Regions from separate parts of the Homo sapiens genome. Here region 2 is linked to region 1. A link is a contact called in ENCODE Hi-C or POLR2A ChIA-PET data. All regions are on one chromosome and are shown on one strand. Each heading gives the region's core, a stretch centred on a gene start or an enhancer-like site at or near the end of the contact. The rest is flanking DNA. Distances are from core to core; before and after follow the strand shown.

Region 1 (6,207 bases), core at 2,634-5,133:
GCTGAAGGTCACACTTTTCACAAGTGGTAGAGCCTACTTTGAATCCCAGTAGTATGACTCCACAACCTAAACTCTGAATAACTGTATTGCCTTCCTGAGCAGAAAACAGAGAAATCAGTGACCTAAACATCTTAGGTATGAGATCACCAAGAATAGCTACTATTCTAGTTGATTTTGGAGTTTGCTTTGATTGTAATCAAATCTCCTTCTATATCATGGGAATTTTGCTCCTAAAAAGATTTTTCCCCTTAACAATTTAGACTTATAAATAATTGCTCACTTTCCTTATGGTTCCATCTTCAATACTGATATTTCAATTTGTTTATTTCTGACTGCCAAATGTCTTGTTTTTGTTGCATGAAGGGAAAGCTTGCTTTAGTATGGGTTTTTCTTTCTGCAAAATAATCTTTAGGTCTATTAAGTCACTTTCTTTATATTCTTATATGTTGAAATTAATTTCTCAACTACATTTAAATGTAGAGACTACTTTCAAGAGCTGAATCACCTAAGTCATGTGGTAATACCATGTAATTACAGTCTGAAAACAGACTAAGCAAATAGGCCCATGTTTATATAAGGGAATATAATTTCAGGAAAATAGTTTATAGTTATTTTCCCTCAACCTCATTGGGCCCTTTCATTGACTTTACTGCTGGGGCCATTTGTATTTCTTCCAAAGGGATGTCGTTTTAGAGCCCTCTGGCATGAAAGGAAGAGCAATGGAGGTGCTACTAGCATTGGGATTTTTTTCCCCTTATAGTAATTAAGTTAATATTTTGTACTCAATTTGCTATGTCTTTTTCATATAAGAAAATGTGTTCACAAGTCAGACTACAAAAGATTAATTCAGATGTTTATAACTAGGTCGTTTCTTTGAGATAAGGCATATGGATTGGAGTTGGAAAGCAACACAAAAGCTTGAAACTACAATTTTTTAGATTTTCTAGATTCAAGTCAATAATCTGAAAAGCCATTAACAAATCTTTCGGCTAGAATTTTCTGATTTTGTTGATAGTTTTAGAAATTTAGGAAAATAATTTAAATATCGTATCTTGGAGGGATGCAAATGTAGAAGCACAATATATAGGAGGTTGCAGTGTATTTGTGTAAATCTGATCTATTGATGAGTAATGTCTGTACATAAAATTCACTTCCTTTATCGTAGATGTCTGTGAGTTTTGGCAAATACAGTCACGTAACCATCACAAAAACTATAGATGAATTCTACCTCCCTCTAGAATTCTGTTGTTCCCTCTTATGGTCAAATTCTGTCCTGACCTCCTGTCCCTGGCACTTAACTGATCTGATTTCTGTCACACTTTTTTCCTGTTTCAGAATGTCATATAAATTGAATTACATAGTATGTAGCCTTTTGAGTCTGTCTTTTTTCACTTACTATAATGTTTTTGAGTTTCATCAATACTATTGTCTGTATTAGTAGTTCATTCTTTTTTATTGCTGAGTAGTATTTTTATTCTTTTTAAATGTTGAGTAGTATTCCGTTATATTGATGTGTCTTAGCCCATTTAGCATTGCTATCACAGAATACCTGACACTGGATAGTTTATAGAGAAAGAAGTTATTTGGCTCATGATTCTGGTGGCCAGAAAGTCCAAGATTGAACAGCTGCATCTGGTGAGGGCCTGAGGCTGCTTCAATTCATGGTGGGAAGTGGAAGGAGAGTAAGCGTGTATAAAGAGATCACATGATAAGAGAGGAAGCAAGACAGAAACCGAGGAAGCCAGACTTTTTTAAACAACCTGCTCTTTTGGTAACTATTCCATTCCCATGAGAAGGAGAACTCAGTCATCTCTGAAGGAGGAGCATTAATTTATTCATGAGGGATCTAGCTCCATAACCCAAATACCTCCCACTAGGTCCCACCTGCCAATACTGCCATGTTGGGGATCAAATTTCAACGTGAGTTTTGATGAGGACAAACCACATCCAAATCATAGCAAGATATATCACTTTTTTTTTTTTAATCCATTCACCAATTGAAGAATGTGAGGTTATTTCCATTTTGGGGCAGTTGTGAACAAAGTCACTATTAACCTTTGTTTCATAAACTTTTGTATGACCATAGTTTTTATTTCTCTTGGGCAAATACCTAGGAGTGGAACTGCTGGGTCATATGTTAACTGCATATTTAACTTTATAAGAAGCAACCCAGTTCTTTTTCTAGAGTACCTGTACCGTTTTGAAATTCCTACCAGAAATTCTTGAGAGTTCTACTTGCTCTCCTCCTACCCAGCATTTGCTATTGTCAGTTATCTTTATTTTAGTCATTGTAACAGATATATAATACTATCTCATTGAGGTTTCAATTTATATTTCTGTAATGAATGATATTGGCCATTTTTTTAATGTGTTGATTTGCCATTCATATGTCATCTTTGGTGAAGTGTTTATTCATTTCACCAAAGAATCTGTTGTCTATTTTAAAAAATCAAACTGTTTTCTTTTAATAAGTTCTTTGAAAAAATTATTTTTAAAAAACATATAAACACAAAATTATATTTATTAGTAATATAAAATATGGTATAATATAATAAAAAACAAAAACATGGTGGCATAAAACAATCATTTATTTGCTCTTGATTTTTCCAATTTGGGTTAACTTCAGCTAGGCTTTTTTTCTAATTATAAATAGGGTCACTCATGTGGCTGCAGTCATCTGGTGGCTTGGTTATGGTTGGGCAGTCCAAGATGACCTCACTTACATATTTGGCAATTAGGTCGACCATTAACTGGCTCACTTCCATATTTCTTTTCTGGAAGGATAGCCCAGATTTCTTACATGGTAGTGTTCCAAGAGGAAAATAGCAGGAATTGCATGGCCTCTTGAGACTGAGCATCAGAAGTAACACAGTGTCAATTCTGCCACATTCTGTTCATTGCAAGTCAAGAGGCCTACCCATATTCAAAAATGGAAGAAATAGATACTGCATCTTGGTTGATGGAACTACAAAGAATGTGTAACCGCATTTAACCTACCGTTCTCACCACAGAAGGGAAGTTGAATAGATTGGATTAGGTCAAATCATGGTGGGCTTATATAGCCAGAGTTATGTATAGACCCGATTGATAGATAATAGAGAACAATAGTTGGTTTTCAGCAGAGGAATGACACAGTGAAAATGGTTGAGGAAGATTTAGATTTTCAGGTGGATTTGGTGCATGTGCCAGATTGGAGTTAAGATATTTCTTGGGAAACTCTTAAAGTATTAATCTAGATAAGAGGTAATGCAACTTACACTGAAATTAATGATTGAATCAGTTGACTTTGATGCTTAGGTTTTCAACATGCCTGTATTTAGAGTTTCCCAGACATCTCTTTCTTTCTTGTTCATTGGTATCATGTTAGAACACATGTAGTGGGCCTTTAAAAAATTTAGAAATTATCACTTTCTCAGTCCTTTTATGCTTCATGTTCGTTTTGTTTCAAGTTTAATAATGTGAAATAGCTATTTGCTCACAGAATTTTTGCTCCTTGGGACTTGAACCAGCCATGTTGCTTCCTAGAGTTGAAATTTACCAGAAAACACCCAGAAAATTGTTGGTTTGTGCAGAAATCCCCTTGAGCAGTGAACCTCAACCTGGTTGGATGTCAATCTCATGGAGTTGTAAAATCTAAAAAGTGCTTAATTGACAACTTTCCTTTTAACCTAATCCTTGTTATTCTAGGGACATTTATTTTTGAGAACAGAACTTAAAAAAATTCAAATGTGGCTTTTGGCCTTTTGGCCGATTAATAGTTTTTTTGTTTATTTGTTTGGTCTAGGAAAGGAGAAGAGATTTCTTCTAGAATTTAGATGCTAGCTGTAAAACTGTAAATTTAAAAACCACAAAGAATGTATGATTAATTTCCGATTACCTGTTTTTCTGAGCTGTGTGTCATCTGCCAATACGGGTTACAGACAAAGCACAAATCTTCTGGTGGAAAAATTTGTCCCAGGCAACAGAAGTATACTGAGTTGGGTAGAAAGGAAACTGAAGTGGTTCTTCACAGGTCATGTTTTACTGTTGTTTGAGAAGATTGTGTTAAAAAGTGGGTTGCCTTTGTTCTAGTTGGTTGGTTGGAAGATTTTGCTCTAGACCGTCTTCTCTATAACTCCTAGTCTCTCATATAAGAAGTGTACATATATTCTTAAAGCCAGTGAGATAGATTGGAATGTGTACAGCACCTGCCATCTAATTATAACCTTTCATGATATCTGCCTTTTGCTTTTTCAATCTTGTATCCATTATTCCTCATGTTATCAAGAATATCTTATTTTTAAGATATAATGAAAGATACTCCTTCCCTGAGAACATTACAGTGGGAACAACATTCCTATCCTGATAGGCCTGATTAAGCAGATATTCTCTCCCTGGAATTTCTTGTAACTTTTTAACATTTTACTGGATTAAATTTGCTAACATTTTGTTTTGGATTTTTTCTATATAAATGAGCTGTTTATTTATGATTTTTCCTTCTTGTGATGTCTTTCAGGTTATCAAGGTTTATGCAGGCCAATTCTGTTCTCTGGAAAAGTTTATGTAAAGTTGATATTCATTTTCTTTTAAATATTATAATTCTACCAGTGAAGTTATCTGGGCCTGGAGTCTTTTTGTGGGGAAGGGTGGTGGCGAGGAAGGAGAACATATGGGAAGATTTTAGATTCTGGATTTCATCTCTTTAATATAAATTGGACTGTTCAGCTCTTTTTTTTTCTCATGTCAATTTTGGTGAGACGTGTTTTTCAAAGCATGTGTTCATTTTATCAGCATGTTCAAATGTTCTAGCTTAAAATTGTTCTTAGTGCCATTTTATTTTCTTCTCCATACTTGTATATCTATAGTAATGTCTCCTTTTTCATTCTTAATATTGGTTGTGTTTTCTCCTTTTATCTTGCTAACAGTTTATCAATTTAATTTGCTTTTTCAAAGAACCAACCTCTGTGCTTTTTTTTTCTTTATTGTATATCTGTTTTCTATTTTATTTTCTTTTATGTCCTGGAAAGCCTTAAATTTCTCTCTAAGCACAGCTTTCAGTTGTATTCCATAAGTTTTGATATTCTATTTTTGTCATTAATTTAAAATACTTTAAAATTTGTATTGTGATTTTTTTTTTCTATGACCCATAGGTTATTTAGTAGTTGTTACTTAATTTCCAAATTGGGCTATTCTGTTTATCTTTCAGATTTTGATTTCTAGTTTGTTCTTCAACCAGATAGAATTATATTCTATATTTCAGTTCTTTGAAATTTATTTAATGGCTTAGCAAATGACTTATGTTGTTGAATGCTTAAGAAATGTGTATTCTGTTGCTGAGTCTGATCTAGTATATATGTCATTTAAGTTAGGTTGGTTAATTAAGTTATTCAGATTTATTAATTTTTATAAACACTCATATTCTTTTATAATTGGCCACATATTTTTTCTTTCTAGTGTTCTTTACTCCTTCCTGTTATTCAGTTCTTTCATGTTGAATCATGTTCTTCAGCCTTAATAATATCCTATAGTATTTATAGTGCAGGTTTGATAGCAATAAATTCAGATTCTCTTTTTTAAAAACTTTATCTTTCATTTTGTTAGATATTTCTATTGAGTGTAGAATTTACTTTAGCAGTAATTTTTAAAAGCATTTAAAACATGTCATTTCATTGATTCCTGCCTTTCATAGTCTCTGAGAAGTCTGCAATTTTAAGAAGCGTATCTTTCTCTTTGGCTGAGTTTACTTTTTTTTTTGTCTTTGGTGTTAAGCACTTGACTATGAGTGCCTAGATATGGCTTTATTTGTTTTTATTCAGCTTGAAGTTCACTGAGCTGCTTAAATCTGGGAGTTGATGTATTTTATCAATTTTGGAAAACCCTCAGCTACTATTTCTTCAAATACTGCTTCTGAAGCCATTATTTTTTATTTTTTTCCTTATGGAATTCCAATTATATGTATTATTAAACTTATTTTTATGGTATCTCACATGGCTTTATGTGTCTTTCATGATCTAATTTCTCTTTGCACTTTATTTTGTATTATTTTCTATTGAACTGGCTTCCAACTTATTTCACCTGTCTTCTGTTTTGTTCATTGTGCCGTTAATCACACACAGTTAGTAATTTTTTATATTTTTTGATTCTAGAATACTCACTTGATTCTTTTTGATAATTTCAAATTTCTTTGGAAATTCTCCATTTTTCATCTGTCTTGTCCATGTTTCTTTT
Region 2 (6,207 bases), core at 2,552-5,051, 110 kb before region 1:
AGGAGGCTGAGGCAGGAGAATGGCGTGAACCCAGGAGGCAGAGCTTGCAGTGAGCCGAGATCCTGCCACTGCACTCCAGCCTGGGCGACAGAGCGAGACTCCGTCTCAAAAAAAAAAAAAACAAAAAAAACAGGTACTGAGTGTAAAACAATATAAAACAACATGAGAGGGTCTCTCTTCCCTCAGTAGACCAGAAATATACAGGTAGATTAATAACGTCAAGCCTCATATAGGTAGCTTCAAAAGTCATCTAGAAAAGTCAAGTAAATTAGAATTCTATATTAAAAACATACTTAAAGAGGGTAAAGGTTGGGCATGGAAAAGTCAGTTTAAACTTTCTTGAATGAATATGTAGGATGAAAGTGATAGAAACTGTCTTTCTGCCTTGGGGAAATTAATGACCTCAAAAAGTAGCTTGAAACCCTATTTGAATATTTATAAGGAAACTGTAGTTCATTATTTGTTATAGAAATAAAAAGGTCTTGAGAAAGTATTATGCTCTGACTCAGAAAATGTAGGATGGTTTAGACTCTAGCTTCTAAGCCTGGACATTAAAAGACTTACTGCAACTTTAAATTGTTTTCTTGTTTCTGAACATTTTTAGATGAATTATGTAATTTTCATAGTATCTCTGTAGATACGTGGCCTGCTGTATTGTGTTCTCAGAAAACATTTCTTTAAAACCTTTTTTTCCTTTCCTTTCTTTTCTTTTCTTTCTTTTTTTTTTTTTTTTGAGACAAGAATCTCTCTGCCACTCAGGCTGGAGTGCAGTGGCTCAATTTCCGCTCACTGCAACCTTCACTTCCTGGGTTCAAACAGTTCTCATGCCTCAGACTCCCAAATAGCTGGGATTACAGATGTGTGTCACCATGCCCAGCTAATTTTTGTATTTTTAGAAGAGATGGGGTTTCACCATGTTGGCTAGGCTGGTCTCAAACTTCTTGGCTCAAGCGGTCTGCCCACCTCAGCCTCCTGAAGTGCTGGGATTATAGATGTGAGGCACTGTGCCCGGTCAGAGAACATTTCTTAAATAGACAAAACATTTTAGGCAGAGTCAGAGCATTTTAGAGCTATTTCTGAAAGAGAATAGTTATCTGTTCAACGGGCAAATACAACACAGAGTCAAAGATAATGCTGTGCTCAGAAGTCATGATTTCTTCAGGATTTTAGGGTATTTAGATTTTAAACCACAATTCTAAGGTCAATATTTATGTAAAGTATTTATGAAAATAAAAGCCATATTTAAATTTAAATTTAATATGCTTTAATTCACATAAAATATTTTGAGGTTGTTACAAAATAAAAAAATTTAGATTTTTCTAGCTATATATTCAATATCAGCATATTTTTTGCATATTTGAAAATTGAGATTCTGTCTTGTACCGTTTAAATGGTAGCCTGTTTAACTTAAAATTAACTGCAAAAGAAATAAACAAAAACTGAGTTTTTGTAAATAATATTAAATTGAGTAATTTAACTTAATCCCACCCATTAGGTTAAGCAATGATCCCAGGATAAAGAGAGAGAGAGAATGATGAGTAAAATGAACCCTACACTGCAATGTCTCCAGATAGCTGTATGAGTAAAAGCTTACCATCTCAGCTCTTGGGTCTTTATTTTCTTATTTTAAAAAAAGGCGTTAAGGTCCACATTAAAGTCAGGTATAATTGGTAAAGTTTAAAACTGCTAGTCTCTTTTATTTCACGAACACTGCCAGGCCTTGGAAATTATTGATAAAACTTGATTCACTGTGAGAAACAGTCAAAAAATAATAAAAAAAATAGCATTTTATTTTAAAGTTAAAGAATAATAAAATAAAAATAAAAACTTGCTTGAGATACTTTTCTAGAAATGGAACATTTTACAATGAAAATAGGATCCAAACATATAAGTATTTACTTTTGGATATTTGATAGATAGGCTTGTTATAAGATTGTGACTCAGCTGAAGTGGTTTTAGTTTATACAGATTTTTGAGAGAAGAAAGTACACCTTTTTGCTCTATATGTTTTCTCTGGAAACATCTCATTGTATTGTACCAATTTTGTCTTGATTCTCTAAGAATCTTTTTAGTCTTTTAGGACAAAGGAAATAGGTATTGAGAGACATTTCTCTTCAATCCATGGATCTCTTCTGTTTCTGCACATTCGCTGAGCAGAGTACTGATAGCTTTTGTTGGGGGCTATCTTTTTCAAAGAAATCTGTTTAGCAAACAGCCTAGGAAGATAGAAATAGTGCTTCCATTAGGACAGATGGCACATTTCTTTGCTGTCCAGGATAATTAAGATAATCTCTCTAGGGAAAAAGGTTGGGCATATTTGCTTGTAGCTCCTTTTAAAGATTGGAGTTTCATTAAGCTCAGGTTTTCTTGTCCTGTAATGCAACCCACAGTATGTGCACTTGGTTTTCCTTTCATTGGCCTTTAGGAATTAGAGCTTGAGGAATCAGTAAAAAATATGGTACTCTGTCTATGCTATTGTTGTGAGTAGTAAACTGTTCTTTGTTTCTGATCTAGGAGTGTCATAACTTCTGCCAGGATTATCTGATGCTAGCTTACCAGCTACACTACTAACACATCCTATTGATAAAACAAAGCTGAGTTCATTGCTTATTGTGGTAAGGGAGAACACCTAAAAAAATCTTTGGTAGGGTCTTAGAGAGGTCAAAATTTGAGAATTTGAAGTTTGTTTTAAGTTGGATCTTTCAGTGGTGGCGATGAGGCTTGATTAGGATTGGGTAGGTATCATGATAAAACAGTTTAGGTTTGGTGGAAACAGTAAGATTTTGAAAACTGCCGAAGAGTTGATGGGTCTTTCCAGAAGGTCTGTAATGAACAATCACATTATATTTCTGCTGTCTCCTAGAATAGCAGTTATGCTAATTAAGACAGTGGACTGGTAAAGTCATGTTAATGTACCTAGAAAGCTGTGTGTGTGTGTATTAGTTTTCTAGGGCTGCTATAACAAAGCACTGTAAACTGGGTGGCTTAATATAGCAGAAATTTATTCTTTCAGTTTTGGAGGTTAGCAGTCTGAAATCAAGGTGTTGGCAGGGCCACACTCTCTCCGAAGGCTCTAGGTAAGAATCCTTTCCTTCTTCTTTTAGCTTATGGTGGATGCCAGAAATCCTTGGTATTTCTTGACTTTTGGTAGCATAACTCCAATCTCTACCTCAGTATTCACATGACATCTTCCCTCTGTGTGTGTTTGTGTTCAAATGTCCTTCTTATAAGGATTCCAGTCATGTATTAGGGTCCATCCTAATCCAGAATGACATTATATCAACTTGATTATATCTGCATAGACCCTATTTCTAGCCGTTACACATTTTGGGAGGACACTTATTTAACTCAGTATAGGGGACATGTAGTTTCAGTCTTCAGTGCCCAAACTGTATGTAGGTACAGTGTTTGCTCTCAGTGTCCATGAAACTATGGCAGACTGATGTTAGCTTGCATGTAGGGTAAAATCTTAGGTTCTTCAGAGTTCTTGACAACAGCATGGTATAGTAGAAAGAAAACCAGTCTGGAAGTCAGAGTACCTTAGTTCTGCTCTGTTAATAACTAGCTTAAGAAAGTTACTGTCTTCTTTAGCTATTAGTTTGTTACTGATACACCAGGAGTTCAGTCTAGGTCCTGCTGCTTGCTGCATAGAAAGCCAATCACTGAGACAATGAGTATTGCCAAGGAAGAAGGCTTTAATCAGGGGCGGCAGCTGAGAAGATGGGAGCTTGGTCTCAATTCCATCTCCCTGACTGACTAAAACCAGGGTTTATATAGCAGGGAAGACATAGATTTTAACAATGTGTAAGAAAACAGGAACTTGGGAGGAGGGGCGAGGAAGCAATAATGGTGAATGAGGGGTCTGGCATCTGGTAGGGTGATCTGGTTTCAGTTCTTTGATACTTTTTGTGCCAAAAGAACAGTCTGTGGGACTATTGGGTTTGTTTCAATTTCCTCATAGATAAAATTTGAGGCCTGAGGAAGAGAAGAGTAAACCAAATGATCTTTAAGACATTTCTAGTTCTCACATTCTGAAGTTTTATAATGTTGAGTGGCTGCTACATACTGTATTAATATTAGTCTTGTTGGAGTCACAAAAAGGGAATAGAAAATGCTTTAAGTGCTAATCAGATAGGCTCTAACTTGTGAATGTAGCTTGCGTAAATTAATTTGTTTATTTGGGTGAAGCTAATTAATGAAGACATTAGGTAAACATGATGTTTGCCCTGATCTCTCTGACTTACCATTTTGTTTTTCAACTTGAATAGTGTATTTGGAAGAAGAGCATTCTTCAGGTCACTTAAAGTTAGAAAAATGCTGCACTCTCAGGCTGAGTTCATAAAATGAAATAACCTTTCCTGAAGTGAATATGAGAATGTGGTTCCCCTTCCCCCTTCATTGCCCACGTTTGTCTGTCATGTCATTCTTGTGGTCAAGAGATTTTAGAAAAATTCTTACTAGAGAATGGTAATAGTACTGTGAGGTGGAGCATGGTGTTAGAATTCTAGGTGTAAGTGAATCATGTGCTATTGAATTTTCTTTGCGTTTTAAATAGGTCACTGTAGTATCGTATTTGAATTCTTTGTTTGAATCATGTTGAAAGTATGTAATAATTACTGCACAGAGATATTGTGGGCACTGAAAAATTCTTTGGTACTACCAAAACCCCCTGTGGTCATGTATGTGCTTGTTCTTTGAAGTTACAAATGAACAATGACTACATATTGATGATAAGTATAAATACAGGTTGAACCAATGTTTTTAGATCTGGACAAAAGTTACTGAAGTAGGAGAAAGGACGGATTTTTATTAATTCCATATGGAAGAAATTCAAAACCATATACCAGGGGGAGATAGGATTGTCTCACCACTTAACTTAAGGATCTTCCTGTATGTAGCCCTTCCATCACACACAAATTGTACTAAGTGTTTTCATAGTGGATATTTGGGCAATTCAGAGACTCTCACTACATGTTGTAACAATGGTAATGTATTTAATTAATTTTAGAAGATACATTAGAATATAGAATTAGCAGTAACACTCCAGCAATACCTGAAATAAAATGTGTTAAAACAGACAGAATATAGAAATTAAATAGACATAATTACAATAATAAAAAGATATACCTCTATCATATTTCTATTCACATTTCTATTCTAGTCAATTAAAAGAGTAGGAGAATTTTTTATCTTTCTTTATTAATTTTTTTGAGACAGGGCCTCACTCTATTGCCCAGGCTGGAGTGCACTGGCGCAGTCACGGCTCACTGCAGCCTTGACCTCCTTGGCTCAGGTGATTCTCCCACATCAGCCTCCTGAGTTGCTGCGATTGCAGGTGCACACCACCATGCCTGGCTAATTTTTTGCATTTTTTGTAGAGATGGAGTTTTGCCATGTTGCCCAGGCTGATCTTGAACTCCTGTGCTCAAGCAGTTCCCCACCTCAGCCTCCCAAAGTGCTGGGATTACAGGAGTCAGCCACCGTGCCTGGCTAATATATTTTCTTAGTGTTAAAGAAAAGAATGTTAAGGAGTTACTCAGAAAGTAACTTGAACTTTTGGTGTGGGCTGTTTTGATGATTGTTGGGAAGATTTTCTTTTTTTCTTCATTCCTGGGGCCATGGTGGCTGATCATCCAAGCTTGGATTAAACTCTGTTCCTTGTACTTTTCCTTCTCATTTTAGGTTTTGGAGTCAGTATACTTATATTACCAAGAAAATAAGGTTCCTCCAACTTGTAAGAAATATTTTCTAGTTTCAGAGAATTATGAATTGGTAAAGATTGAAAAAGATGGTATGGATGTGTTTGAATTATTCACTTTTATGGTGTATAGTCTTCACTTTCCATGTTGTGTTTTGTTGGACTCAAAGATGCTTGAGAAGTTAGAGAGATTCTCCCTGGCTCCCCCAGCCACCCCTGCAGCCCCACTGGGGAAAAAAGGAAACAAAGGAGGAAAACCGTGTTGAACACATATTTTTTCTTAAGCACCTATACTGGATTAATGTATTACTGTGAAAGTTGTTTAATTGGAGTTTTTTTAAAATAGATTTTTATTTCTTAGGGCAGTTTTAGGTTTACAGAGAAATTGTAATTTCTTACAGAGAGTTCCCAAATATCTCCCCCTTTTATCTTACAATCTGTAGTAATTGCTTATTATTTCCAGGAGTTTGTTGGTCAGTACTTTGGGTTTTTTTTTTTTTTTTTTTTAC

What was found. Hi-C counts contacts between places; a loop is a spot of excess contacts on that map. ChIA-PET counts read pairs that join two places held with the same protein, here RNA polymerase II (POLR2A). Pooled maps may share reads with other maps.
Region 2: a map with no recorded cell type shows a loop between it and region 1 (2.5-fold over the local background). The contact joins two enhancer-like sites. A Hi-C loop is called at or near these places in 1 of 168 maps with a recorded cell type or tissue (endothelial cell of hepatic sinusoid), 1 of 37 single-sample maps with no recorded cell type and 2 of 50 pooled maps. POLR2A ChIA-PET finds 5 or more read pairs at or near these places in 4 of 52 experiments (HEK293, PC-9, T-cell and 1 more).

What each region holds. Positions count from the first base shown.
Region 1 is chr14:65,563,413-65,569,619 of GRCh38, forward strand. The region is part of intron 3 of FUT8 (fucosyltransferase 8); the gene reads left to right. Among named protein-coding and RNA genes, the nearest start is that of MIR625, 95 kb to the left of the region's middle. Within about 2 kb of position 3,884, at least 2 of the 41 ENCODE cell types and tissues checked have a DNase peak (open chromatin) inside an H3K27ac peak, as active enhancers do.
Region 2 is chr14:65,458,075-65,464,281 of GRCh38, forward strand. All of the region lies in intron 2 of FUT8 (fucosyltransferase 8), which reads left to right. Among named protein-coding and RNA genes, the nearest start is that of MIR625, 9.9 kb to the right of the region's middle. RefSeq lists enhancers at 3,931-3,980, 5,705-5,874. Within about 2 kb of position 3,802, at least 4 of the 41 ENCODE cell types and tissues checked have a DNase peak (open chromatin) inside an H3K27ac peak, as active enhancers do.